3 separate regions of the Homo sapiens genome follow, and regions 2 and 3 are each linked to region 1. Evidence: read pairs that join two places in POLR2A ChIA-PET (ENCODE). Cell type or tissue: CD4-positive, alpha-beta T cell. All regions are shown on one strand. Links, peaks and the distances in the headings refer to the core of each region. The heading gives the core; the rest is flanking DNA. Region 1 overlaps KLF13 (KLF transcription factor 13). Region 2 has its middle 10 kb from the start of LINC03034. Region 3 has its middle 7.8 kb from the start of LINC02352.

Region 1 (10,657 bases), core at 2,658-10,657:
AGTGCAATGGCGCGATCTCAGCTCACTGCAACCTCTGCCTCCCGCGTTCAAGCAATTCTCCTGCCTCAGCCTCTCAAGTAGCTGGGATTACAGGCACCCACCACCACACCCAGCTAATTTTTTGTATTTTTAGTAGAGATGGGGTTTCACCGAAATGTTGGCCGGGCTGGTCTTGAACTCTTGACTTCAAGTGATCTGCCCACCTTGGCCTCCCAAAGTGCTGGGATTACAGGCGTGAGCCACTGCACCTGGTCATATTAATAGTTTTTAAACTTCTGTTTGGAGAACTTCAGACAGATGCCCACATCTTCAGGACACCCACATTTTCAGCACCTGCTAGCCCCCTGCAGTCTTATCTCTGCCCCTCCCCCACCACCGTCCTCTCCAGTTGTTTTGAAGGAAATCCCAGATGCAATATCAATTTGTCCATAAATATTTCAGTGCCTTACATCTTCAAATGAAAGCCTGATACGTCTAATTTTCATACTGGGCTAACAGTAAGTGTGAAGCAAAAAATCCAAAGCCTGAAGTCACCCCACATGACTTGGTATTGGGAATTGTGTGGATCCAGCCCTAAAACCCCCGGGCTTGGGGTTGGAGCCACCATTTAAAGAAGTGTTGGAGCCCATCTCGCCATCCCTCAGCCTCGAGTTATAACTAGTCATAGGTAAAAAGAAGGCAACCAGGACACAGGTGTTTATGAGATCAAAAGCAACAACAACCGAAACAATCAACAGTGCTACTAAGGTAACACAGATAGGTGAGGAAGAGGCCAGGTGCTCAGTAAGTGTCTCCTGTGGACGGTCCCTCACCTCCCCTGAGCAGAAGGGCAGGGTGTCATCTCCACATGCCTTGGGGAGATGGCAGGGCCAGCACTCTCCAATGGCTTCTGAAGAGGAGCTACTAGGAGAAGAAAGTGATGCTCTAAGGAAAGGCTGGACTGCCGAGAGCAGTATACCCATCCCATTTTGTAAATTATGTTAAAAATTGTGTTAGAGTAGTGCATGTGGTAATACACATAGCTTAAGGATCCTGTCTTTCTGTACGTTCATTGTGATAAGCAGGTCACCCCCACCATCTGCCAGCTTCTTCAGCTACTGCCTTTGGTATTTACCTTTCCCAGCTCGATAACGTGCTCATAGGGGCTCTTCTTGATGGTAGAAGAGTGTTAGGCATTATCTCCTGACTTCCCATGATGGCACATGAGCGCCTGCAGGCACCCTTCTCCCACCCATGTGATAATTGGATATTTAGGATGGAGCCAGCATGCGGTATTTTGGGGGATCATGACAGTAAATGCTAGTTGCAGGTGACCCATACATTACACGTGTTTCTTTCCCTTAGACTCAATAGTTGCCATTTCTGCTTGGTTTTCCCAGTGCTGTTGTCCCCACACCCCCAGCCCCCCATTTGTCCCCACACACCCAGTGTGGCCTGCTCCGTGTGGCCTGGATAACATCTCTGTGGGGGTTGGCTGTCATCCTGGGACCCCTCCCCTACCATCCAGGCCCCACTTCCTGGAGCCCCTGCCATCTGCTTCTTGGCAGAGCTCCTGCTGCATAGCCTCCTGGAAGGGGTGCACTGGAGGCCATTTTTCCTTTCCTTCTGACTTTTATTTTAGGGTTGGGGGTACATGTGCAGGTTTGTTACATGGGTAAATTGCATGTCACGGGGTTTGATGTTCTTATTTCATCACCCAGGTGATAAACATAGTACCCGATAGGTAGTTTTTCAGTCTTTCACCCTCCTCCCTCCCCGCTCAAGTAGGACCTGGTGTCTGCTGTTCCCTCTTTTGTGTCCCTGTGTACTCAGTGTGTAGCTCCCACTTATAAGTGAGAACTGGCCGGGCGCGGTGGCTCACACCTATAATCCCAGCACTTTGGGAGGCCAAGGTGAATGGATCACCTGAGGTCAGGAGTTTCAGACCAGCCTGACCAACATGGTGAAACCCTGTCTCTACTAAAATACAAAATTAGCTGGGCGTGGTGGCGGGCGCCTGTAATCCCAGCTACTCAGGAGACTGAGGCAGGAGACTCGCTTGAACCCGGGAGACAGAGGTTTCAATGAGCCAAGATCGCGCCACTGCACTCCAGCCTGGGCGACAGAGCGAGACTCCGTCTCAAAAAATAAGTGAGAACATGCAGTGTTTGGTTTTCTGTTCCTGCGTTAATTCACTTAGGAGAATGGGAGGCCATTGTTTTAAGGCTTATATGTCTGGAAATGTCTTGATCCTGGTCTGAGGTTGATTCACGTTTCTCTGGGTTGAATCATAGGTGGGAATGGTTTACTCGTGCGGTTTGGAGCTCTGATGTTGCTGTGGAGAAGACTGAAGCTTTTCTGATTCTGGCTGTGTGCACCTCCCGGTCTCTTTGCCTCTCAGGGCCTTTTGGGCTTGTGCCTTTACCAGGGCTTGGAGGTGTGCACGTGTGTGGAGGTGCTTGGCCAAGCTCTGTCCTCTGCAGCGGGCCCGTCGGGTGGCATCTGGAAAACATTCTTGCCACTTTCTTCACGATCACCTCACCTCCTGTGTTCTCAGGGCTGCCTGCAGTTCCTTTTATTTGGAGCTGTTGGTCTGATCCTTACATTTTCATATTTTTTCCCTCTTACCCATCCATTTGTATTTTTGCTCTGTTTTCTGTGAAATTCTCTCAGTGTTCTCTCCCAACCCTGCTATTGGGATTTTTATTTCTGCCACATTTTTCCTTCTGTATCTTTACTTTCAGACTCAGGTTTCTAAGCCTTTGCTTTCAAACTCAGGTTTCTAAGCTTCCCTTTTAAAGGCACATGCGGTTCTTGTTTCCGCCAGGCCGTCTATGCGGTGAGGATGTTAGTGACAGCTCTGGAAGTCTTCTCGTTGCGTGGCCTCTGCTCCCTCCACATCACCTGTCTCTGCTCCTTGGTCTGGGTCTCTTGCCCACCCACGTCAGGCTCTTCTGCATTGTCTGCTGATCCTTGATGTCTGGTGACACGGCCCAGAGAGCCTCGAGCTGCGTGGGGGCTTCTGGGTGCCCATCAGGCTCAGCGACGGTGGCCTCCTGTGGGTGGTCTACTGGGCCATCTCCTTCCGGGTTTTCCCCCAAGAGGAGTGTTCTGCTCCTGCCTGGGGGAGGGAGGGTGGTCCTGCTGCACACTGGGAGAGAAGCTGGGAGGCAGCACTCTGTGAGTGGGCTGTTCCCCACACCCCTGTTCTGGAGGCTGCCCTACTCTGAGCTGGGTCTGGAGTCGTCAGTCCAGAGCTCCCTCCTGTGTAGACCCTCCCAGAAAGTCAGCCTCTGGTTCCTGGCAGGTGCAGGAAGGGCAAGCAGCCATCTGTAAGGTGAGGAAAGACCTTGTGTCCACAGCTGCTTTATCTGATGTTCAGGTGCCCCCCACCAACTGCACCCCCACCCCCGCCAGAGACTCCCGAGCCTTTGTGGGGAAACGTGGATTGCTTCCTTGCCTTCTCTGCTGTCTTTCTAATTTCTTGCTTCCAGATTATTTTTGTTACTCTCTTTCCCTTTTGCTTTGTCTGTTAAAATCCACTTTCTTTCATTGTAGTGGGATCTGGGGCTGGAAGGGTGGTGGGTGCCTGTGCCTGACCTGCCAGCTTTATCCAGAGTTCCTGTTAGGCCTTTGGTCCAGTGCAGGAGGCGTGGGGAGAGATGAGGGTAAGGTAAGCACTAGGTAGGGGGCGGCTGAGAGTTGTCCAGCTGTTGGGCAGCCAGCATCTCCTTTGTTCTTGCCCAACAATGTTATCCAGGAGTTTGCCAGAGATACATCCAGCAATATCCTGGAAGCAACTGAAGGCAGCTCACAAGAAGACAGTTGTGCAGTGGAAGGAGGGGGTCCAAACCTAAGGTTGGCAGGTTGACTATAGTACAGTTGCGATTGTCTGCATTCTTACAGTTTCTGTCAAAACATCGTTTTCCCAAGTGGCTGGTCAGCTCCCCTGTGGTTAACATGCTTGCAGCAATGGATGAGAGCTCCAGTTGCTCCACCAGCATTTAGTATTGTCAGTGTTTTGGATTTTAACCATTCTCATAAATATGTATAGTGATATCTCGTTGTAATTTGAATTTTCATAATAACAAATGACACTGAACACCTTTTCACACAGTTGTTTACCATCTCTCTATCTTCTTTGGTAAGAGTGTTCAGATCTTTTGTTCATTTTTTAAATTGGCATTTGCTTATTGTTGAGATTGAGTTCTTTATGTATTTTAGATACAAATTGCCTTTACTTTTGATCAGCCTCAAATGAAGAGCATTTTTATCAGCTAAATAAACCTGGCTCTGTAATTGTGGATTCCAACCTCATATTCCTGTCTTGCCTTGTGTTTCAGAAAATATCTGAAGAGGTGCATAGGAATGTCACCCCTGGGCTATCACCAGCCATCAGGGCTGTGTTGGTACGCAAGCAGTCACATTGCCTCCCGATGCCCAGAACAAGGATGTTAACCGCACACTGGCTCCTGAAGCCAGGGAACATTCCCTTCAAGATGGCAGAGGAAAGGCGGGGGCAGTGGGGTCAGCTGGACATGCGTCACCCTACCGTGCTCAGGGAAGATGCTTCTGGCTTCCCCTGGGAGGCAGCTAGTGATGAGGGTCTCACAATGGAAAGGAAATGGAAATGTCTGTTCTTTGGGTTCAGCTCTCATGAGTCCACAGGTAGCACCGTTCATCTGGAGAAGGCCTTCACTTGCACAATCCATGATCTGGAAGCTTCTGTGGCAAGGGGCCGATATACGTCTCCCTACTTATCCATTGAGGAGCAATAAGGGTTGTGACTCGGGTGTGCGTGAAGGAGAGAAGCTCCAGAGCCCTTGTCTCAGGTGGCTTCTGGCCTTCTGTTGGCAGAAACCATTGGTATTCTATTATTTCTGTTTTTAAAAGGGACCTTGAGAACGGAAATTTTCAAGTGTGTTTTGTAACCCTTAGCAAAAGGAGAGCAAACACCTTTATGAAATTCTGGCATGTGGTCCTTTTAACCTTTCCAGGCAGTGTACTGGTTCATGCAAACTAGTGCTATTCCCTTCTTAGGGATTGGGGTGCTGGGTTCTGTGGAAGCAGTCCCAGTGGTGAGCTGGAGCTTGGGTGAAAGGTACGTGTGTGTACATACACCACTTTGTTACATAGTGTTATTGCATTAATTCTGACTGTCCAAAGTGATTCATTTGATGAAGGCAGAAATGCAGAAAGGACAGTCACACACAAATCCCATCTTCCTGAGGTAACCTCTGTTTCCTTCCTGCAATTAGAGCTCTGGCATATGCATTTCATGTGTGCATTTGAGGGTGGGGCTCAGCCACTTGGTAGTCTGTTTTCTTCCCTGTCCACGTTCCCAGGGGCTGTTTATCAGCAGCTCACATTGGTGGTTCAGAAGAACATTCGAGAGAGACAGCTGGGCTGGCTCCGTGTGCTTACTCTCCCTCGTCTACCCCATCCAACAGATTGTGAAGCCTGGTTCCAGTAACCTTGGGGATGACACCAAGGAGCGCTGAGCCCTCCACCCCGCATGTTGTGGTCTTGGGGGAGGGAGGCAGGTAGGACACAGAACAGGGTTCCTGCCCCAGTGGCTCCTCCCAGCTCTTGCTAGCCCTCCCTTGGCATCAGGCAGACCTAGGTAGCCTCAGGTCTTGGAGTCCCGTACAGAGCTGTTGCAGAGGGGGTCACTCCAACCTTGAAGCTTCTGGGGGCCTGGCCGTGGGATAGTGCAGAGTGTGGCACTGCTTTTCTTCCCGGCTGGTGTCCCTGGGGTCAGCTGCCTTAAGGTTAGGGCCCTGTTCTAGGTTAGGACAGGGAAGGGCTTAGGAAACAGGGCCAGCAGGATACAGGGAGGAAGGTGTGGGCACGGACATGCAGCGGGCAGGCCTGTGCCGGGAAGAGGGTGGGCTTTGTCTCCTGAGAAGAGGTGGCCCCCCAGAGCACTGGTCTCCCCACATGGCAGGCAGTGGGGCTCTGTTTCAGGCCCTCTCCAACGCACTTAGGCTGCGACAAGCCTGAGCAGGATGTAGGGGGCTACTAGACCTGCGGGCAGGGCTGAGGGACAGGGCCCGGGGCTGCCAGGTCACCTGTTCTCTGCAAGAGGGTTTTTGAACACAAGGGCTTTCCCAAAGGGTAGGGGTAACTTGCTCCTAGTGGGCAAGACCGAGAGCCCCTGGTGGCTCCATGGGCCTGGGCTGCTGCAGGAGAGGTCTGGGGGCTTTCTAGCTCCTCCCTGGGGGTCTGGAGGTTCCTAGCAGAAGCCCCGGCACTGTTCACCTGTTTCAGAAAAAACAGACCGTTGTCTAATTTGTTGTTGTTGTTGTTTTGTCTCGGCTCCCTCAAAAACCAAAGGCGTTTTTTAGGCCCGTCGTCCAAATTACAAGCTCATTTTAATTCGGATGTATTTACTTTGTGAAACCAACCCTGAAGAATACATTGTTTCGTTATATTCTGCTGGAAACCTTGCCACATTTTTCCTGAGAAAACTGAGCCTGCTGTGCACCTGGAGCCGGCCAGGTGGCAGGTGCTGGGCCTGGAAGAGGAGCCTGCCGAGGCTCCTCCAGGGCTTCTGAGTGCCATTGTTTTGAGTGCGCTGCCTGGTAGCGCTGGGCCCTTCCAGGGAACTGCCTGGCTCCTTCCTCAGCTGCAGCCTCCTGCTGCAGGGGAGCTGGGGACCGTGGAGGTCCCCCACAGGTCCTCAGGCCCACATGCCCCCAGCCTGGGCAAGCCTGCCGTGAAATAGGCCTCGTAGAGCCTGGCTGTGGGGGCAGCAGGGGCCCCTGGGTGCAGAGGGTAGCCTCGCCGCACTGTGGGTGGGTGCCCCTGCTTGCTCCTCCTGGAACGTGAACGTGGGCAGCAGTGTTCCTGTTCCATGCTGGGGAGGGGCTGTGAGAATGTCTTTCTTCCCGGTGTAGCCTAGCCTCAGGCCCACCCTTCTGGGTGTGTTACCTTGGTGAGGTCACTTGGTTTCTCACCTCTGACAAGGGTTTCACATCAACACTTTCCTGTCTTCCGGGTTGGTAGAGTCAGATGAGCCCAGTGCAGGCCAAAAGTAAAAGCTGCACCCCTGTAAAGAGTGTACATGCAGCTGTTTGTGCCATTGAGTGTCTGTAGCAGAGCTTAGCAGGGTGGGGTCCCTGCAGGCAAGGTCCCCCCCAGGAGACACAGAAGGAGAGGGCAGGGGGAGGAAATGAAGGCTGGGGGAGGGGAGACACAGGAAGAGGAAGTGGGCCACGATGGTTGCCAAAGGCTCTGCAGACAGGGGCCCCTCCCTCAGTTGCCTAGAGAGCCGGCTGGGAGCACGGGCACCTGGGGTGCAGAGCTGGGGCTGGCTGTGCAGGTGCTTGTTCGTGTCAAGAAGCAGTTGGACTTCTCTGTGAGATTCTGCAGATCTCCCCTGTGACTGTCAAGGCTGGTGCCCCCCACCCCCCACCCCAGACGTCACAGCCAGAGGCAGGCCCAAGAGGCCTTTCCATACTGTGTCCCTTTCCCTACCCACCACGTGCTCTGCCCTCTTTCTTCCCTCCCTCCCTCCTTCCTTTTCTCTTGGTGCAAGAGAAAACCCTTTCCCAGTAGTCCACAGATTCCCTGGTTCCTACTCCTCATGAGCCCCTACAGTGGCACTTGGGATCTGCATCCTAGTGGCTGGATGGACTTGGCTCTCCTAGCTGCCATCCACCTGGGCTAATTTTCAGCCCACAGTGGTGTCACAAAGTGGTCTTATGGCAGGAGTGTGGTATTCAGGAGCCTGAAGGGGGCTTCTGACGTGGAATTACAACTCTGGAACTGCTTCTGTTTAAATCCTTTGCTGAATATTTGTCACCCATAGCCTTTTAGGTCTGACCCGTTCTAAACTGCTGGGCCTATCAAACAATTTATCAGGGAGGGCCCTTCTCCAATAGGACAGTTTGCAGCGTGACCCAGGGGCTCTAAAGCCCTGGAGCCCTGCCCTGGGAACATCTCCTACAAAGCTAGATTGGACTTTATTGCTATTTTTGAGTTTCTCATCCTGGAAGCCACTGCCCAGCACATTCTGAGGAGAATCTGCCTGGGCGACCATTGTTATTTTAAGAGAGCTCTTGGGGTAATATGAGGAACTGTGCTTTGAAATAGGGAATACAGAATGGGGCCAGTAATGTGCCCAGAGTGTTGAATGTCTGATTTTTAAATTGGCATTATTGATGGCTAGCATTTTCTAGTTTGCTATGGATTTTTTGTTTTGAATTTAACTTTTTGAATAGGAAATGCATTTGTGTGTTTTAGAATCTAAAAGATTTAAGTAGTTTCCCCAGGGAAAATTCTGTCAACCTTCCCTGTTCTCCATCTGCTCAGTGTTCCCCTGGGTGATCTCTGTTCCTACTTTCCTAGGGACCCTCTCTCTGCACATACAGGCCAAGGCGCACGTAGATCCTTGCTGGTCATCTCTCCTCAACCTTGTTTTCCTCACTCAGCTTGGAGATCTTTCCATATCAGTTTGTAAAGAACTCATTCTACTTCTTTGCGATAGTGTTCTGTTATATGTGCGTTCCATAATTTATTTGACAGGCCCCAGTGGAAGGACATGAGTTGTTTTCAGGTTCCTGCTGCATTGACTAATCAGGAGCATATCCCGTTTTGTAGGTGTGCAAATGCGTTTGTAGGCTAGGATGTCAAAAGTTCAGATGTGGGTAAAAGGGTGTGCACATTTCTAATTTTAATAGGTATTGCCAAATCGCCCTCCATGGAGGTTGTAGCAGTTTGTACTCCCATCAGCAAAGAATGCCTGCTTACCTGCAGCCTCACCAAGGTGATAAGCTACCAAGCTGCATTTCAGTGTGTCTCATCTGCCATTAGCTCCTGATGGATGAGGTGGAGCATCTTTTCATGCATTTGAGAGCCATTTGTAGTTCCTTTTTTATGAATGGGCTTTGCCCATTTTTCTGTTGGATATTTTTCTTTTTAAAATTCCTGTGAGCTCTTTCTGTATTGGAGATTAGCCGTTTGTGATAGGAGCTGCAAATATTTTTTCTCTCAGTTTTGTCAGTTATCTCTTGCCTTTGTTTATGGTGACTTTGTTCATGGAGAAGTATAGTATACTGTTTTGTGCAGTCAAATAGATTGATTGATTGATTGAGACTGAGTCTCACTCTGTCACCCAGGCTGGAGTTCAGTGGTGTGATCTCAGCTCACTGCAACCTCTGCCTCCCACGCTCAAGTGATTCTCCTGTCTCAGCCTCCTGAGTAGCTGGGATTACAGGCGCTCGCCACCACGCCCGGCTGATTTTGTATTTTTAGTAGAGACGGGGTTTCACCATGTTGGCCAGGTTGGTCTTGAACTCCTGACCTCAGGTGATCCTCCTGCCTCAGCCTCCCAAAGTGCTGGGATTACAGGCATGAGCCACCATGCCCAGCCTTTAGTCTTTTCTTTTATGGTTTGTGGACTTTGATTCATAGAAGGAACTTCTGTCTTACAGTTTTCTCCTAGAATGTTTGTGGTTTTATTTTTCACATTAGAATCTTTGACCCATTTAGAATTTATCCTGGTGTAGGGTGGGAAGTATGAACCCAGCCTTTCCAGATGCTACCGAAGTGTCCTCATAACATGTATTGACTGCTCCCTGCCCTAGGGGTTCGAGATGTCACTCTGTCCTTTGCACAGTTACCACTACCTTTCGTTCTAATTCTGCCATTTCTGCTGGGCTTCACTGGCCAGTGATCAGCTTACGAAACTGTGTTGAATCCTGGTGGTCTCGTTTCCCCCACGTCATTGTTTTGCAGGATTTTTTTCTGGCTATTACTGTGTGTTTTTCTGTATGAATTTTTAGGATCAAGTTATCCTATTCGAAAACAAAGCAAAGCAACAAGAAAAATGCCTACTTTAAAAAATATCTTCGCAAGCATTGTAGAAATGTGGAGCCACACATTTGCCCAAGGAGGATTCTCTCACTGAAGCAGTGTTGCCTCCGACACTGTGGCAGTCTCCAGCCAGGCTTCAGCACCCTGCCAGCTCTTGCATGTGAAGAGTGGATAGTAGTGTGTGATCAGCGGCACTAGACCAGAGCGCCTGGGACAGGGCACACCTGCCCCCCATGTCTCTTTCACTACTGGGCGGCTCACAAACATGCTTCCCGGGGCCCCTTGGCCCATAGGTGATAACATTGTTATCTCCTCCAAGCACCACTGTGCAGCAGGCATGTGCCCCACGTATTCTCCCACTTAACCCTCACAGTGACTGAGAAACAGGCTGGATGACAATCCCTGAGGCATCAACAAAGGAGTGGAGGTAGAGCAGGCTGCTTCCTTGCCCCAGGCAGGTTCCAGCTGCGGCTCTAGCTCTGGCGCCAGCCAGCTGAATGACAGCTCACTCTCTCCTCCTGGGCCTCACTTCCCTTACCTGCTCAGTGGGTGGGTAAGAGCTTCCAACCTGGACTTCCTGCGAAGCCATGTGCATGTCAGCTCCATGTGGCTTAATAAACCACTAACATTTCTAGAGACGAGCAGGACAGTCAAATGGCCTCCTAAGGAGTTAGGAAGTCCACCCCCCACCACAGAGGCCAGGCCTTTCTGCTACCCCTGAGGCTGTATGCCTGAGTTTCATTGGAGGCCAGCAGTTGATCAGCCCCTGTGTTTGGCCATGCTGACCTGCTCCAGAACAGGAGGGTGAACAGTCTTCCTGGAGTGAAAAACATTGCAGTCTTGAGGTTGGGAGCTAGAA
Region 2 (8,000 bases), core at 1-8,000, 120 kb before region 1:
GACGCATTCAACACTGCCCTTCGGATTTCCTCAGGGTATGGGCAATAGTGAATTCATGTTGATTTACTAATCAACTAATCAACTAATTACTAAGTTCTTAGGGTAATGATTTTCGAGTCCCAGGAATGTTTCCAGGAGGAGCTCAAGGCTGATAGGGGTAGGAGAGGTAGGCTGAGCAAAGAGAGTTCTGGACCCTCACCCCTGCTTCACCCGGGAGAGCTCATTTTTTCTTTCTGCCTTACTTGTTGGACTGCTAAGTAAGAGTTACTTTGGAAGAAAAGATGCAACAGAAAAACTGCCCTTAAAGGGCCGCATCCAAAAATGTTCATCATGAGATAGGGACTAAATCATGTGTCCAGATGTGTCCAGAGAAAAGTAACAGGAAATACAAGGTGACATCATCTGGACCCCAGTCTGGGAAAAGGAGCTGGGTAATTCAGACAAACCTGCCTGCTGGAAACAACTGGAAATGTTAGAACATATTTAAAATATTCTTTAAAAATTTTGTATTTTATTTATCTTTTAATTGATGTATAATAATTTTAAATATTTTGGGGATACATAGTGATGTTTTAATACATGTATGGTGATCAAATCAGGGTAATTAGCATACCCATCATCTCAAACATTTATCATTTCTTTGTCTTGGGAACATTCAATATCTTCCTTCTAACTACTTGAAACTATATATTATATTATTGTTAACGATGGTCATCTTACAGTGCTAGAGGCCATTAGAATTTATAATTTATTCCTCCTATCCAGATGTAGCTTTTTTTTTTTTTTTTTTTTTTGAGACTGAGTCTCACTCTGTCGCCGCCCAAGCTGGTGTGCAGTGGCATAATCTCAGCTCACAGCAATCTCTGCCGCCCAGGTTCAAGCAATTCTCCTGTCTCAGCCTCCCATGTAGCTGGGACTACAGGTGCATGCCACCATGCTGGCTAATTTTTGTATTTTAAGTAGAGAGGAGGTTTTACCATATTGGCCAGGCTGGTCTCAAACTCCTGACCTCGAGTGATCTGCCCACCTTGGCCTCCCAAAGTGCTGGGATTACAGGCGTGAGCCACTGAGCCCAGCCCAGATGTAGTTTTTAATCCTTTAACAAATCTCTTCCTAGCCCCTCCTTCCCCTACCCTTCCCAGCCTCCAGTGTGCTCTGTTCCACTTTTTACTTCTATGAGATCAACTTTTTTAAGCTTCCACATATGAGTGAGAGCATGTGGTGTTTAACTTCCTGTGCCTGGCTTATTTTACTTAACATCATGTCCTCCAGTTCCATCCATGTTGCCATGAATGACAGGATTTGCTTCTTTTTTATGGCTGAATAGTATTCCATTGTGTGTATATATCACATTTTCCTCATCCATTCATCTGTTGTTGGACAGATAGGTTGATTTGATACCTTGGCTGTCGTGAATAGTGCCGCAATAAATATGGGGGTGCAGATGTACCTTCAATATTCTGATTTCCTTTCCTTTGGGTAAATGCTCAGTAGTGGAATTGCTGGATATATGGTAATGCTGTTTGTAGTTTCTGAGGAACCTCTGTACTGTTCTCTATAGTGGCTGTACTAGTTTACATTCCCACGAATAGTGTATAAGAGTTTCCTTTTCTCCATAGCCTCACCAGCGTTTGCTATAAATATACTATCTTAAAAGTGCCAAAGAACCAGCAAGATAATGAAGAACTGCCAGGCCAGCTTCTGGGGAAAGCATGCATTAAGAGGGATAAGAATACTGGGGCCTTTGAAGGCTCTTTGGCCTTAAGGGACAGAGTTGAGGCTCAGGGGCCACCCAAGGTGGGGAGTCAGGGTGGAGGCCCTTCCCACACTGAAGGCCAACACCTTTGGGGTAAGGGTGAAGCAGCAGGCAGCCACCTCAGGCAGCAGTCGGGGCACCTGCACCAGGTACTTCAATCAAAGGTGACTGAAGACAGGGAAGTGGGAGGCAGGTTTCATAGGGCTGAATTTTCTACCCAGGGAAAAGTTTTTTCAAGAATAGGGGCAGTATAAAGACTGAGGGAGTTCATCACCAGCTGACTCTTCCTGAAGGGATTTCTGAAAGATGCATTTCAGTGAGAAGGAAAGTGGTCTCAGAGGAAGGTTTGAGGAGGAAGAAGGAGTGAAGAACAGGAAGTACTGAGAGGGTGAATAAAAACAACCATTGATTTCATAAAGCAATGTCTTAATCTGTTTTCTATTGCTTAGAACAGAATACTTGAAACTAGGTAATTTATATAGAAAAGTAATTTATTTTTTTCAGCTATGGAGGCTGAAAAGTCCAAGGTTGGGGGCCGCATCTGGCGAGGACCTTCTTGCTGGTGGGGACCCGTGGCAGAGTCCCAAAGCAGCTCAGGGCATCACAAGGGGAGGGGACTAAGCGCACTAGCTCAGGTCTCTCTTCCTCTTATAAAGCCACCAGTCCCACTCCCATGATAACCCATTAATTCATGAATAGACTAATTCTTTTATCAGAGCAGAACCTGCATGACCCAGGCACCTCTTAAAGGCCCTACCTCTCAATATTGCCACACTGGGGGTTAAATTCTAACATGAATTTTGGAGGGGACAAGTATTCAAACTATAGCAAGCAGTATTAATAATGTCTAGTGGAATTAAGAAAACCAAAACAGAATTAAAGATCTAGATAAGAAAACTTATATTCCAAGCACAAGTTACATGGAGCTCATGGGTTCCAAGGCCCTTCTATTATCTGAGTGGAGGGCAAAAAGGTATTGAGTTCAGAGTCTTATATATTAAGAATTCATAGTATATGTTAATACATTATTCTAATTCTTAATTTTATATTTGGAATTCTAGGGTATTCATTAAAAGATTGGAGCAAGGGTATGGAGAAGAAAAAAATAAGTATACTTAAAGAAGGGAGAAAAGATAAGGAAACAAAGCAAGTATACAATTACAGGTTAGATTAAAATCCAAATATATAAACAATTACTTTATATATATGGACTGAATATTCCAGCTAAAAGACTAAGTTGCTCAAACTAGATTTTAAAAATTACAGCTATACAGTTTTTTTTTCTTTTTTTTTTTTTTAGACAGAGTCACTCTGTAGCCCAGGCCGGAATGCAGTGGTGTGATCTCGGCTCACTGCAACCTCTACCTACTGGGTTCAAGTGATTCTCCCACCTCAGCCTCCCACACAGCTGGGATTACAGGCGCTCCCAATCACGTCTGGCTAATTTTTGTATTTTTAGTAGAGATGGGGTTTCACCATGTTGGCCAGGCTGGTCTCGAACTCTTGACCTCAAATGATCCTCCTGCCTTGGCCTCCCAAAGTGCTGGGATTACAGGCATGAGCCACCTCGCCTGGCCAGCTATGAGAGACTTGTAAAACACAAGGTTACAGGACTGTTGAAAGTGAAAGGTTGGAAAAAACATAGGGGTTCAAAGAAAGGGGATGTCATTACATTAATATCAGACAAAAGACTATTTTGGCATAAGCATTTTATTAGAGGCAAAGAGCATCAAGTAATAACAATAAAAGACCCTGTTAAAATCGAGGCTTAGCCAGGCGCGGTGGCTCACACCTGTAATCCCAGTACTTTGGGAGGCTGAGGTGAGCGGATCACAAGGTCAGGAGATTGAGACCATCCTGGCTAACAGGGTGAAACCCCGTCTCTACTAAAAATGCAAAAAATTAGCCGGGCATGGTGGTGGGCATCTGTAGTCCCAGCCACTCAGGAGGCTGAGGCAGGAGAATGGCGTGAACCTGAGAGGCGGAGTTTGCAGTGAGCCGAGATCACACCACTGCACTCCAGCCTGGGCGACACAGCGAGACTCCGTCTAAAAAAAAAAAAAAAAAAAAACGAGGCTCAGACATGCACAGCCCGCCATGGCTCTGTCCTCCATCGCACTAACACTTGGGTGGCAAACGCAGAGGAGGACTGGCATCTACTGGCCAAGTAACCTTGTCCATTTGATTACTTAGTGCCTCTCCCGGGTGGATTCAAACATCCTTACACCCCGTGCGCACCCTCATACGTCTATCCACTACCTCTTCCCTGGGGCCTTTCTGTCCCTGAACTTCTGGTCTCCTCCCAGGCTCCTGACCATAAGCCCAGCCACTCCCCACTGCCCATAAATCCACGGATGTTTTTACCTTGGGCCTTGGAAACATGAAGTGAATGACCAGGTGCGCCACAGAATGCTCTGCCCATTAGGAAGATGTTCATCGTCGGCAGATGGTGACTACTGCAGCAACCCTGCGTGGTGCTGTGGTGCAGGTACTGTCTGTCTTTGTCTTGCCCTGACATACTGGGTTGATCCATCCATGAACTGAGCTCGGGCTTTTTCCTCCACTGTTACCTGATCATGGAAAGGCCCATGAGGTGTGAGGCATGAAGTTAGAGGTGAAGGAAGAGATGGCAATGCCCAGAGTTGGATGATGAGATCTGGAGTCTGCCTGTGGTTCATCTAGCCCAAGAATCAAAGCTGCCTGTTCTGTAGTCTGGCTCCTGCAGAACCCCTTCTGGATCTGGGAGCCACTCAAAACTAGCCCAAACTAGCAACATTCTGTGTCAACTGGAAAATGGGTAGACCAGTTGCCACATGCAGAGTATTATGCCTCCAAAACCGAAAAACCCCACTACTCATTGCTTTTTTTCCTCTCAGACCTAGAAGTCCAAGGTGGAACAACTCACCCTTTATTTGCAAGTGTAATACATCATTCCCTAGACTCCTGGGCTCCTAGAAACACTACAAATGGGACAGGCCCCTGAATCCTTCTAGGTTTATCTCCTACCCTCAAGAGATCGTATCTTCCGTGGTATCAAGAGAACTTGTCACTTCCTGCCCTTCAGGTCTAGTTACCATGGTATCACCAACACAATGGACCAGTGAGCTGCTCTGCGGAAAGTTCATAGAGCCCCATTCCCTTCCTGAAGACCATATTATATCAGAGGACAGGAGAATCAACCTACCCCATGGGCAAAACTCTGAATGTTTGCTTTGTCTACCACACGTGAATACAAGCTGCTTCTGACCCTCCTTCTGATGGGTATGGAACAGATGGCGTTCACCAGATCAACAGCTACATACCCATACCAAAGTCTGTGTTCATCTGCTCCGATGAAGAAGCTCCATGTGGCGCAGCAGCTGCAACTGAGCTACTGCATGGGAAAGTTTATGGTAGTCCACTCTCATCCACCATAATCCATGCGGTCTCTGCAGGGAAGATACTAATGATTCAAATTCTAGTGAATTAAATGGGGATAGGATGGGGACCACCACCTTGGCACTCTTAAAATCTTTGATGGTGGTCCAACTAGCTGATAGTCCTCCATTACACCTTCCCTGGGCATAATATAATTTTTAAAGTTTTTTACTTTATTTTTGTAGAGATGGAGTCTTTCTTTTTTTGTTGTTTTGTTTTTTGTTGATTTTTTTTTTTTTTTTTTGAGATAGGGTCTTACTTTGTCACCCAGGCCAGAGTGCAGTGGTGCAATCTTGGCTCACTGCAGCCTCGGCCTCCCAGGCTCAAGGGATTCTCCTGCCTCAGCACTCCCAATTAGCTGGGACTATAGGTATGTGCTATCACACCTAGATAATTTTTGTACTTTTTTTCCTTTCTTTTTTTGAGACGGAGTTTTGCTCTTGTTGCCCAGGCTGGAATACAATGGTGTGATCTTGGCTCACTGCAACCTCTGCCTCCCAGGTTCAAGCGATTCTCCTGCCTCAGCCTCCCAAGTAGCTGAGATTATGGGCATGTGCCACCACGCCTGACTAATTTTGTATTTTTAGTAGAGATGGGGTTTCTCCATTTTGGTCAGGCTGGTGTCGAATTCCCGACCTAAGGTGATCTGCCCGTCTCGGCCTCCCAAAGTGCTGGGATTATAGGCATGAGCCACTGTGCCCAGCAATTTTTGTACTTTTTGGAGAGACAGGGTCTTACCATGTTGCCTAGGCTGGTCTCGAACTCCTGAGCTCAAGTGATCTGCCCACCTTGGCCTCCCAAAGTTCTGGGATTACAGGTGTGAGCTACCATGCCTGGCCTGAAAGATAGAGTCTGTGTTGCCCAGGCTGGTCTTGAACTGCTGGCCTCAAGCAATCCTCCTGCTTCCACCTCCCAAAGTGCTGGGATTACAGGTGGGAGCCACTGCGCCTGGCCCCATCATTTTTGATTTACTCTCTGTCTTGGCTGACGGGGGAAATTCAGGGGCTTCCACTTGGCCTTCTCCAATAGGCTCCACAGGTCAAAGAAGCAATTTGTGGGTTCTGCCAACTGCCAAGTAAGTCCATACTAATTAAACTAATTCAGGACATAACCACTGGTGGTTTCATGGGCCCAGTGGACACACTGTGAGACGGATTGGGTCATTTGTTACCTGATTCCCACAGTCCCCGTCCTAACAGGAGAGGCATGATGGCACTTCAGATATGAGTATTGGCTCAGACCATAGCCAACTGCCCTCAAAAACCTGGTTACTTTTTCCAGAGTGTGGTGGTTACTCAAGTAGAATGCCATGGGTCTTTATGGAGAAAGACTGGAGGCCTCGCTACTGTATATACTCACCATAGTGTTACGGGGTTCTTTCTAACAGAAACCAGGCCCTGCTTTAGTCAATGTCAATGGGTTCTTGGTCCAAAAACAGGTTCAAGACTGGAAAATGGGCAAAGGACCACGACTTTCTGTGAACTCCTCTTGGTTTTTTCTTTTTATAACATAAAATTCATCATTTTAGAGTGTGTAATTCAGTGGTGTTTAGTCTACTTCTCTTTGTATGGATTTGCCAGATACTGGACATTTCATACAAATGGAATCCTACGATGTGTGTCCTTCTGTGCCTGGCTTCTTTCACTTGGCATGATGTTGAGAACAGCTTCATCTGGGTTGTAGCATGTGTCAGGCAACTTCCCATTTATGGCTGATTGATATTCCATGGTATGAATATGGGACATTTTGTTTGCCCATTCATCCACGGTTGGACATTTGAGTGTGAATCCATTCTTAACCCTTTTATTTATGTATATTGAGCAGTACTCTGGATAGTTGCCCATCTACTCTGCCTCTAGGGACATCCTGTCCTATTGGCCATCTTCAGTCCATGTATCTCTGAAAATTAGAACACTTACCCCCTTTCTCTTTGTTCTGACCTTGTGGCTCATTCTATTACAGTAATTATACCCACCTTGAAGAAGCAAGTGCTGCAGTGAAGTGCTGCTGCCTGGTCCTTGCTAGTCAAGATTCTAGCATCCCTCCTGCTCCTGGAGAGCCCTGCTCCGTGGTAGCATCTCCGACCACCAGACCTGGCTTGTTGAGGATGGCTACCACTGAGCTTTTTAGCAATACTGGTGCTACCCTCACCAGCAAGCTCCTTGTCACCATGGTAAGTGTCCTCCAGCCCTTCCAAGGAACACTGGCAGATGGTGGGGTTTCCAGTCTCCTAGAGCAGACCGATTCTTCCAGCTGCATCTCTGAGCCTTTTGGTCCCTGATCCCTTCCTCCACAGTCAGCCTTGAAAGTTCAAGCGTGACTTCTCTGTTGCTTTTCTCTTTAGAAAGTGGGCCATTGCTTTTGCCCAAGCTTCCAGAGTCATTCCAAAAGCATACTGGAATCATTCTAGGGCCCTTCCCTAGATGTTAAATTTTGTGCTATGGTCGAATGCCCTCCTATCAACAAAGCTCTCTTCTCTGGCTCACTCTTCTGTTGCCCTTGACCCAGCCCCTTCAGCACCAAGTCTGTGCTGGTGAGCATTAGCCAGATCCTGTAGCTCTTTCTGTGCGTATCCCTCTCCTTCCTGGGCAGGCCCAGCACAAGCCAGGGGCCAGCTAGGACCCTGACACTTGGGATGGTGATCTGTGGATTTGAGAACCTTGAGCCCCCAGGTTCCCTTGCAACTCTCTGGGGCTCCCTAGGGTTTTGTCTCACTTGCTGGAAGATCAAGTCTTATTCACCATTTGAAGACAATGCAAAGGCCTCAAAGGTAGCCTTTTAAGACCATGCTGGCTCCCTCTGGGACTAGCCCCAGCTCCCCTCCTGA
Region 3 (10,657 bases), core at 1-8,000, 150 kb before region 1:
CCTCGGGTTGCTTGGAGTCTAACAGGGCATTGAGCACCATGAGGGCCACGCTGTTTTGAGGACACACTCTGGACATTATTCATGAATAGCTTGGTTTATTACTGAGAAAAGTATACAGTGTAGGGTTCCCCTGCCTCTCTGGCTGTTTGTCAAGACAGTGAACAGCCGCCGGGCCTCCTTTTCAACAAACCAGCCAGCGCTGTGATGAACTCCGCCCCACGTGCACCTGGGCAAGGCTCTGTCACGAGGTTCTCTCCATCACTGTGTGGCTAGGCAGGACAGAAGGAGGGAGAGAAAGCAGCCATGCCTGGGTTCTCCCAAACCTTTGACATGCCCGGGTTCTCCCCAGCCTTTGATGTGGCAGAAAACAGCTCTCTGTAAGGCAGACAGCTGCACAGACAGAAAGCCCTGCTATTTGTCAGGGGCTGCCATAGACTGAGGCTGCACACTGAGAACCCTGTGTTCTGAATGCTGGCGCAGGCCTTAGGGGGATGCAACCCCACCTTCCTCTGGCTCGGGACCCCAAAATATGGGCTGGGCATGGGTGAGAGAAAGGATACTCTTTCATTGCCCACCTCCACCCCTGTTCCCCACGAAACAGATGGAAGATCAGCAGACTCGAGGGATCTGCTGGGCAATGAGCTTTTCTGCCTCAGTGGGTTTTCGCTGGAGTCTGGGGAATGGAGCATCCCTTGCAGGGATGGAGAGGACTCAGATTCAGGAAGCAGGGACATGGAAATGGCCCTATGGTGCCATTCAAACCGAGGCAAAGGCCAAGGGGGATGTAGGCTTCCCTGCCTATTGTCTCAGCGTCACCCTAACACAGCGGAGAGGGCACTCACTGTTTGTCTCCAGAAAACCAGACCCCTGTGAGGTCAAGTGGCCCATCCAAGGTCAGTGCCCTGCTTGCTTACTCGTGATCCTCTCTGTACTAGTCAGGGTTCTCCAGAGAGACAGGGCTAATGGAATATAGATATATAGACGTAGATCTGTAGAAAAAAGAGACAGAATGTATTAGGGGAATTGGCTCACACAATTATGGAGGCTAAGAAGTCCCATGACAGACCATCGACATGCTGGAGACCCTGGGACGCTAGTGGCGTGGCTCAGTGCAAATCTGAAGACCTAAGAACCTTGGTGGGCTGCTGGTGTAAGTCCTGGAGTCCTACGTCAGGAAAGCCTTGAGTTTTTATGTCCAAGGGCAGGAGAACAGTGTATTCCAGCTCTAGGAGAGACAGCAACCAATTTATCTTTTCTGTTTGTTCTATTCGGGCCTTCATCCAATTGGATGGCACCCACACACATCGAGGGCAGATCTTCCCCCCCTCGTCCACTCAAACTCATGCCAATCTCCTCTGCAAACACCCTCACAGGCATGCCCCAAAATAATGCTTAACCAGTTCTCTAGGTATTCTTTAATCCAGCCAAATGGACACCTGACGTTAACCATCACACGGTGTCGTCTATGTCAAGTTCACTAAGGAGGATAAATCATCCTACAGTATGCATCAGAAAGGTGTTTGGGGAAAACCGGACTTGTTGGAAGGAACTGTGGGCTCATCCAAGGGTTTGCCAGTGTAGCAAGTGAGTTGTGCTCTTCACGCTGGGTTGTTGGCACTCGCTGGTCTCCCTCCCACTGCTGCTAACCTGGGATCCTCCAACCCTTGATGACGATGCCACTCAGGGGTCTGCTGGGCCACTCTCCCTGTGATATTCACAAGTGGGGACTTGAACCCCTGACTGGTGATTTGTGGGGGGCTTGCCGCTGTAGGATCCTCTTTCCACCCCTCTGAGTGGACGAGAAGGAGCAGGACAGGGAGCTGGCATTGTGTCCCTGGTGGCTCCTTCCAGGTGGGCAGCGGGGAAGGGCTGCCCAGCCAGTCAGGGCAAGTGGGAGCTCAGGGCTGGGTTGATGGCCAAGGCTGTGAGGCTCAGAGCAGATGCCTTGAGCCTTCCTGCATGAGCCCTTGGGCCAGATGGAGTAGGTAAGCAAGGATCTCAGTCACACAAGGTAGTGTCCACCATGACTTCTGCCTCCTGTCAGCCACCCTCCCTCCAAGCCAGGTCTGCTGCTGGTAATCAAAAGAAGTAGGGTTTGTCAGAATTTCTGTTTGTGGGGCATAAACTTGTAGCACTACCACAGCAAAAGCATTTGTGTGTGCAGTTGTGTTCTTCATACATTTCATCTTATCACATTATGTTTTAGTGTCTCAGATACATCTGGTCCTGATGTCTGATGGCTCCAGTTAAAAGCATGCAAAACTGCCACCAAAGCAGTGAAATGCAGATAACAGTGACAAACGGATTAAGAGGCATTATCACTTCAAAGTGTGTTTAATTAAGATGAATCTCTGTACAAGAAAACCTGAAAATGCCTGGAAACCTTACAGCTCATATAGAGAAAAAAACATATTAGAAAAGGTCCCAGCCAGGTGCAGTGGCTCACACCTGTAATCCCAGCACTTAGGGAGGCCGAGGAGGGCGGATCACAAGGTCAGGAGATTGAGACCATCCGGGCTAACACGGTGAAACCCCGTCTCTACTAAAAATACAAAAAATTAGCTGGGCGTGGTGGCAGGCACCTGTAGTCCCAGCTACTTGGGAGGCTGAGGCAGGAGAATGGCGTAAACCCAGAAGGTGGAGCTTGCAGTGAGCTGAGATAGTGCCACTGCACTCCAGCCTGGGTGACAGAGTGAGACTCTGTCTCAAAAAAGAAAAGAAAAGGTCCCAAATTTGAGTCTTAAAAATGTACATGATATTACTAATAATGGATTGTGAAGCTGAAAGTTTTCTAAACTTTTAATTAAATTTATTATTTTGATGCTAGACTATCAATTGAACTACGTCCTGGAGGCTGTCACTTGTTTTTGTAAATACAGTTTTGTTGGAACACAGCCATGCTCATTCATTTACAAATTGTCTATGGCCACTTTCCTGCTACAATGGCGGATATGGGTACTTAATACATAGGCTTGGTCCCCAAAGCCTGAAATATTTGCTTTGGTCCTTTACAGAAGAAGCTTCTGGCCCCCTGTGCCAGATAAAAGATTAAATTACCCTTTTATGTGTTGTATAGGAAATATGACCAAAAAAACCTGCCATATAAAGGATGACTAAAGAATTTGTAGCCAAAAATGTAGGAAAACACGTATTATATAATTATGTCAGGCAGTTAGCTATAAAAAGATGTTATGTTATATTTCTGTACTTTATGATGTTTGTGATGGTTTTCAGCTCTTTAAAATTTGTAAGGTTTATTATTTTCTCATTCTAAATATTTGCTTTTATACCTAATTTTTTATTTTCCAAATTTTTAATTCTTAAAGGAGTCTTATGACTGTATAATCTCCAGACCTCACAAAACTTGGATCCACACCTAGCCATTAAGAACTAATATACTACATTTGCATTTTAGAGAATAATTCCTATACTGCATGCAAGAAATTGGTGTATCTCAATTTAACTTGCTTGCAAAGACTTCAGAGTCTTATTGCACAAACAACAGTATCTAAGAGAATAAAAGTCAGCGAAGCCTTAAAGGAGCTGATCAAGTGACAGTATGATGACAATAAAATCACAACAGGGTGTGGCTGCTCACACCAAAGCAAGGGGGTCCGTGGGACTGTCAAAACTGCCCTAGTTTCTATTATAAAAAGCCCCCTCCCTTTGCCAATTACAAAATGAGCAGCCTGCCCTGCCCTCTCTCATTCCCGTTGCAATGGGCATGGCAATGCCAAGGGGGCATCCTCGCTTCACATTTGTGCAGGGCAAGAACCAAATTCCTTGATTCTTGGAGCTCCAGAACTCCAAACAGTGAGGGGCCTATAAGGTACCCCCAGCATGGTCCCTTCCCGTGGACCTCAAAGGAAGAGCGTGATCCTCTCTGACAGGATGCCACTGACTGCAAGCCACAGAATGTCTGGTCATCAGTGGTATCTGTGATAATGACTCTGAGGGACGCCCCTTTGCCAAGGCTCAGGAATGCTCCCACGGGCTGCCGGGCCTATTCAGCATGTCTGGGGTTTGGGGTTTCTCCCTCATAAATCACGGAGGGCTGCTCCCACCCCCAGCACTTCACACCGCACAGGGCCCCAGCAGGAGGGAAAGTGTGCTTTTTCCTCACCACCTGGAAAAGCTCTCACTGTAACACTCCCCTTCCTGCTCACTGCATCACATGCCCACCCTGAGCCAGTCACAGGAAAGCCCAACACCAAGCCAATCCCGATTCCCCGGGCGTCCTGGGCACACATCATTAAAGAAAAAGGCAATGGTGTGGAAACAGGTAACCCTCAGTGTCATGTTTCGTAGGCTCCAGGTACAAACCATTCCCATGGAAAGACTAAGCCTCTACAAAGGATTTGGCCCAGTCAGCGTAACCCTGGGGAATCTTGAAAATATCTCAAGCTGGTCCATAGGACACGGAGGTCACTGCCCCAGCTCTGGGTGGGTTTCTGAGTGTGGACCTGGATGGCTCCCAAGGCTCTTTGGGGATGCTCAGATAGTATCTCCAGCAGCACCTGCAAGTCAGCAGAAGATGAGGGAGCTTCCGGAAGCATATAGACCTAGATGCTAAGATCAAACCCCAGACCACAGAGAACCTACCACAGCAGAGAGTGGCACTGTTTAGATCTTCTGACTTCCACTGTCACCTGCCTTAGAGACAGGTGAATGCCAGGAGAGGTTAGCTGCTGATGCCTGAGAAATCTATCAAAGGAAAAGGTGGGCTTGTCCCAGGAAGCCTAGGGCATGATTCTCTAAACAGCAGGCAGAATTACAGAATCTTGGTGCCAAAGGAACCTTCAGAATTAACTAATCCAGGGTTTGTCAAGTTTTTTTGATGACGAACAAATAGATTGCACTATGCTATGGTTCGAATGTCTCCTCCAAAACTCATGTTGAAATTTCATTGCCATTGTAACAGTATTAAGAAGTGGGACCATTGAGGGGTGATTAGGTCATGAGGACTTTGCTCTTATAAATGGATTAAATGCCACAGAAAGGAGGAGTTCAGTCCTTGCTCTCATTCTGGCTCTTTCTTTGCCCTTCCTCTAGGGGGTGATGCAGCAAGAAGGCCCTCACCAGATGTCAGTCCTTTGATCTTGGACTTCCCAGCCTCCAGAATCATGAGCCAATAAATTTTTGTTCATTACAAATTACCCCACCAGGCTGGGTGCAGTGGCTCATGCCTGTAATCCCAGCACTTCTGGAGGCTGAGGCAGGCAGATTACCTGAGGTCAGGAGTTTGAGACCAGCCTGACCAACATGGTGAAACCCTGTCTCTACTAAAAATACAAAATTAGCTGGGCCTGGTGGCAGATGCCTGTTGTCCCAGCTACTCAGGAGGCTGAGGCAGGAGAAGTGCTTGAACCTCCAGGAGGCGGAGGTTGCAGTTAACTGAGATTGCACCATTGCATTCCAACCTGGGCAACAGAGCGAGACTCTGTCTCAATGAATAAATAAATAAGTAACCCCACCTGTGATATTATTATGTTATAGCAGCACAAAACACATCAAGATGCACTGTAAAAGAGTACATACACCGGGCATGGTGGCTCACGCCTATAATCCCAGCACTTTGGGAGGCCGAGGCAGGTGGATCATCTAAGGTCAGGAGTTTGAGACCAGCCTGACCAACATGGTGAAACCCCATCTCTACTAAAAATACAAAATTAGCTGGGCCTGGTGGCTCATGCCTGTAATCCCAGCTACTCAGGAGGCTGAGGCAGGAGAATCGCTTGAACCCAGGAGGCAGAGGTTGCAGTGAGCCAAGATCACGCCACTGCACTCCAGCCTGGGCGACAGAGCAAAACTCTGTTAAAAAAAAAAAAAAAGTACATACACAGGTATATAAAACTAAACAATGGTTACACACAAACAATACTTACTCTTTTATTCTATTTCATTTACACTTTAAGCACCATTAAAACAATTTCAAACCCATGGTGGGTAGCAACGCACAATGTGGACACTCCTCTTCCCACCCTGGTGATCCCCACAACAGACCACTGGATGTCCGTAAGAAAGAAGTGCTCCTGATGCCTAAGGAAGTGCTCTTGCAATGCAGTTTCAAGTGAGAAAAGGAGGGTACAGAAAAGGGGAGTAGGGAAGCGTGGGGGCCTGGGATAGAAGCCAGGTTCCTCTGATCACACTTTGTCTTATAGATTGGACTTTGAAATCATGTAAATGTTTTACATAACTATAAAACAAAATTAAGCCAAAAGGAAAAAGAAAGCAATTTCAAGGTCAAAAGTAACATGACAGACATAAAGGTATGAATCTACTTGGTAGCTTAACCCACGGAGAAAAATGGTTTCCAGGGCCCTTTAACACAAGGCTTTGTGTAATTGGGTGCTTCATCCCTAGTGAGATGTATCCTAAGGGCAAAAAGAACTGCAAAGACCAAAAAATCTTAAACTGTCTTTAGTAATCACATTGTTGGTACTAATTTTCATATTATTGTCCTGAAATTATTATTCTGTTAGTTCTGAAGCTGTAATTCTCCAAGACATAGAAACAATGACTAATTTAGTCACAAATAACTCTCCTCAACCCTCCAACCCCACCCAGTGCCCAGACTGTGGTCTCTAAATTGCATTTTCCACTGAAAGAAGCCATGCTCTCAGAGAAATGCCTAACTAACTCCCAGTGCAGGGCAAGAAATGGACAACGTGAGCCTTGGAAAGACTCCTTAGAGTGAGTAAAAAGGACTCAAGAGCCAGCTTGAAGAGCCTCATTGGCCAAAGATGGGAGAGTTTGAACATTAAAAAGAATAAAACCTGAAGTATTCAGAAACATTTCAAATGTGAAAACAAAAGAAAACCAAAACCAAATATGGCTTCATCATAATGCTCAAACGAAACAAAAGGAAGCAATCTTAATTGATCACTTTTGGAGAATGCTGGAAAGTCAAAATATTTTCTGAAAACTGGTATATAACGGGGAAGAATGGGGACTTTTCTTGCCTTTTGTATATAAACAGTACCCCAGGAGAGCCAAACTGTGGATGAGCTAATCCATGCAGAGGAATGATAGAATTAGAAAATTCCACATTGAATTCCCCACTGGAATATCGGATGAAGGTCATGATTATCAAGGGCTAAAACCCCTCAACAAAAAGCTGATGGGTCGGCCGGGCGCGGTGGCTCAAGCCTGTAATCCCAGCACTTTGGGAGGCTGAGGCGGGTGGATCACCTGAGGTCAGGAGTTCAAGACCAGCCTGACCAACATGATGAAACCCCATCTCTACTAAAAATACAAAAATTAGCTGGGTATGGTGGCAGGTGCCTGTAATCCCAGCTACTTGGGAGGCTGAGGCAGGAGAATCACATGAATCTGGAGGCGGAGGTTGCAGTGAGCCAAAATCATGCGATTGCATTCCAGCCTGGGTGACACAGTGAGATTCCATCTCAAAAAAAAAAAAAAAAAAAAAAAAAAAAAGCTGATGGGTCAGGCTGAAAACACCCGAACCCTATAGTATATCCTACCATCACTAAAAGAGATACAACCAGACATTATGTGTGTGCTGGTGGAAATGCCTAACATCATCTATGAAACATTTCCAAAAACCTACACTGAAATCTGATGGGTCCTCCACATCTAATCCCCTAAATATATCAGGAAATGCAGAGATGGAAGAACATGTTAAACAGAAACGGGGGTGCAAACAACATAATCCAGAATGTGAGACATTCTTCAGGAAAAACAACCTAGGTTCTTCAATAAAGTACCATAACATTCAAAAGAGAGAGAGGCCCGGGTGAGGTGGTTCACGCCTGTAATCCCAGCACTTTGGGAGGCTGAGGTAGGCAGATCACCTGAGGTCAGGAGTTCAAGACCAGCCTAGCCAACATGACAAAACCCTGTCTCTAATAAAAAAAATAAAAATTAGCCTGACATAGTGGTGCATGCCTGTAGTTCCAGCTACTCAGGAGGCTGAGGCTAGAGCACTGCTTGAATCCAGGAGGTGGAGGTTGCAATGAGCTTAAATCTCACCACTGCACTCCAGCCTGGGCAACAGAGTGAGACCCTGTCTCAAAAACAATAAAATAAAATAATAGAGAGAGAGAACAGAGGATCTGTAGATTTAAAGAGACTTAAGGGACATATCCAAATGCAGTGTGTAGGTTTATTTGAACCCTGATTCAAACAACTATAAAAAATAACAAAACAGAAACATTTATGTGTCAATTAGGGAAATGTAAACACCAAGTGGATATTGTCAATATTTAAAGATTTATGGTTAATTTAGTATGCTGTGATAATGGAATTGTGGTTATGTTTTTAAAAAGGGTGTATGGGAGGGAGTTTTTATATTTTAGAAGCATATTCTCTTGATACATTGCTACAGTAATGGCCCCCAGTGGATTACTCCTCATTTCTATGCCCTTATGATTCTCCTTCCCACATTAATGCTGGGCTTGGTTATGTGACTTGTTTTGGCTAATAGGATATTAGCAAACATGATGCAGGCAGAGACTTGAAAAGTGCTTGCACATTTGGGCTTGCCCTCTCTCGGAAAGCTGCCACCATGAAAGCTTGCCGAAGCTAGCCTGCTGGAGAGGCCACTTGGAGAACTGAGGCACCTTAGCTAACTACCCAAACATGTGAGTGAGGCCATCAAAGACTGTCCAGCTCCAACCAAGTCACCAGCTGACTGCATCCAAATGGCAGAGCCCAGACAAAACCAACAGAAGAACCATCCTGCTGATCCCAGCCCAAATTGTTGACCCACAGAATTACGATCCAATAAATGATTGCTATTTCAAGCCACTAGACAAAGCCACTAGATAAGAAATGTAATTCTGTAATATGTACAAATGAAACTACAGATGTCTGGGGATTTGCTTAAAATAAAGCCAGGGGTAAAGTGAGTGGAAATACACACACACGAAACAAGATTGATTATTTGCTGATAATTGTTGAAGCTGGTGAGGAGTATGGGAGGGCTAATTTTACAACTCTCTCTGCCTTTGGTTTTGTTTGAGAGGGAAAATTTCCATAATGAAAAGATAAAACAGGCTGGGTGTGGTAGCTCATGCCTGTAATCCCAACACTTCAGGAGGCCAAGGCAGGCAGATCACTTGAGGCCAGGAATTCGACACCAGCCTGGCCAACATGGCAAATCCCTGTGTCTACTAAAAATACAAAAAATTAGCCAGGCATGGTGGTTCACGCCTGTAGTACCAGCTACTTGAGTGGCTGAGGTGGGAGGATCGCTTGAGCCCTGGAGGTTGAGGCTGCAGTGAGCCGTGATCACGCTGCTGTACTCCAGCCTGGGTGACAGAGCAAGATCTTGTAGAAAGAAAGAAAGAGAGAAAGAGAGAGAGAAAGGAGAGAAGGAGAGAGAAAAAGAGAGAGAAAGGGAGGGAGGGAGGGAAGACAGGGAGGGAGGGAGGAAGGAAGGAAGGAGAAGGAAAGAAAGAAAAGAAAGAAAGAGAGAAAAAGAAAGAAGAGAAAGAAAGGAAGAAATAAAGAGAAAGAAAGGAAGGAAGGGAGGGAGAGAAGGGGAGAGAGGAAGGGAAGAGGAATTACTCTTCTGCCCACTGACAGATAAAGCAATCGAAACCCAAAGAAGGAAAGTGAGTCCTGTGATGTAACACAGCCAAGTCACAGCAGAGTTCATTGCTGAACTAGAGCTTCCCCGCTGGCTCCTGGGCCAAGCCCTTTCTATTCCCCCCCATGCTCATAGGCAGGGAAGTTGGAAAAAAGAAGCAATACGAGTAGGAATAATTTCTTCTGTTGCTTGAGAAAAGCCTGGTAGCAGCCCTAAGACATTAGAATATGATGAGACCGTTCATGACAAATGATGATCATTTGTGGGATATACTGTTTATGTAGTGTTTAGGGAAGAAATATTTGTTCTGCCATGTATGTGCATTACATTACATAAAAGGACAGGCAGGGAATCCCTCCTTTCCACACCCTGCCCTGTTTGGCACCAAACGCCTGTTCTGTTTTGAAAGGTTCGTAGATAACCAATCAGGGCTGTGTTATAGTGTGTCAGGACAGCAATACTAAAAAGCCATTTGCAAGTTCAAATATATTAAAGTTGTCTCTTTCCCACACATACAAAATGAGCAAAGCTTTCATTATTCATCAAATGAAAAAATTAAGCCCTGCAATTATCTGTCTATGGCCCCAGGATAGGCTGTGCATCATTTAATCAGATGTTACTACGTGAAGCCGCAGACTACGTCTGGCCACGAACAGACATAAAAGAAGGGCTAGTTGATCAAAAAAAGAACAAAACCAACTTCCAGGTCTTAATATCCAATGTTGCTTTGCCTGAAAACTTCTGAGCCTTAAAACTCAGCTGGAGTTTACAAGGAGGAAGGGAGATTCCAGAAGGTGATAACTGGGCCCCTGACACAAAAGCCAAATACAACAAAGCTAATGAAATCTTTCTCATAACCAAACTGGCAGGGCCCCCGCCTTGCTTTTTTTGAGAGGATCCATAGGGCTCTGTGTTTATATTTGAGGATTTGTCTGAAATCCTAGAGGCTTAGAGCTAGTGGGCAGAGCTTGGTGAGGCCCATGTGTCATCAAGGGCAGGAATTGGCACTCCTTGCTTTAGCTCAAATCCAGTCCTAGGCCAGGCGCGGTGGCTCACGCCTGTAATCCCAGCATTTTGGGAGGCCAAAGCGGGCAGATCACCTGA

The links. Peaks named below come from ENCODE experiments on the same cell type or tissue, not always from the same donor. Only the 100,000 strongest peaks of a DNase experiment are listed, where the experiment ranks them.
Region 2: POLR2A ChIA-PET joins it to region 1 with 10 read pairs; 5 of 35 experiments call an interaction of 5 or more read pairs at or near these places.
Region 3: POLR2A ChIA-PET joins it to region 1 with 13 read pairs; 10 of 35 experiments call an interaction of 5 or more read pairs at or near these places.

What each region holds. Positions count from the first base shown.
Region 1 is chr15:31,354,431-31,365,087 of GRCh38, forward strand. The region is part of intron 1 of KLF13 (KLF transcription factor 13); the gene reads left to right. Among named protein-coding and RNA genes, the nearest start is that of KLF13, 33 kb to the left of the region's middle. RefSeq lists an enhancer at 3,054-3,553. In CD4-positive, alpha-beta T cell, for the core only: no CTCF peak of the experiment used is centred there; DNase peaks (open chromatin) are centred at 2,821 and 7,171; H3K4me3 peaks cover 5,043 bases; H3K27ac peaks cover 8,000 bases.
Region 2 is chr15:31,237,259-31,245,258 of GRCh38, forward strand. No RefSeq gene overlaps it. Among named protein-coding and RNA genes, the nearest start is that of LINC03034, 10 kb to the left of the region's middle. In CD4-positive, alpha-beta T cell, for the core only: no CTCF peak of the experiment used is centred there; a DNase peak (open chromatin) is centred at 4,833; H3K27ac peaks cover 1,824 bases.
Region 3 is chr15:31,202,856-31,213,512 of GRCh38, forward strand. No RefSeq gene overlaps it. Among named protein-coding and RNA genes, the nearest start is that of LINC02352, 7.8 kb to the right of the region's middle. In CD4-positive, alpha-beta T cell, for the core only: no CTCF peak of the experiment used is centred there; DNase peaks (open chromatin) are centred at 306 and 4,596.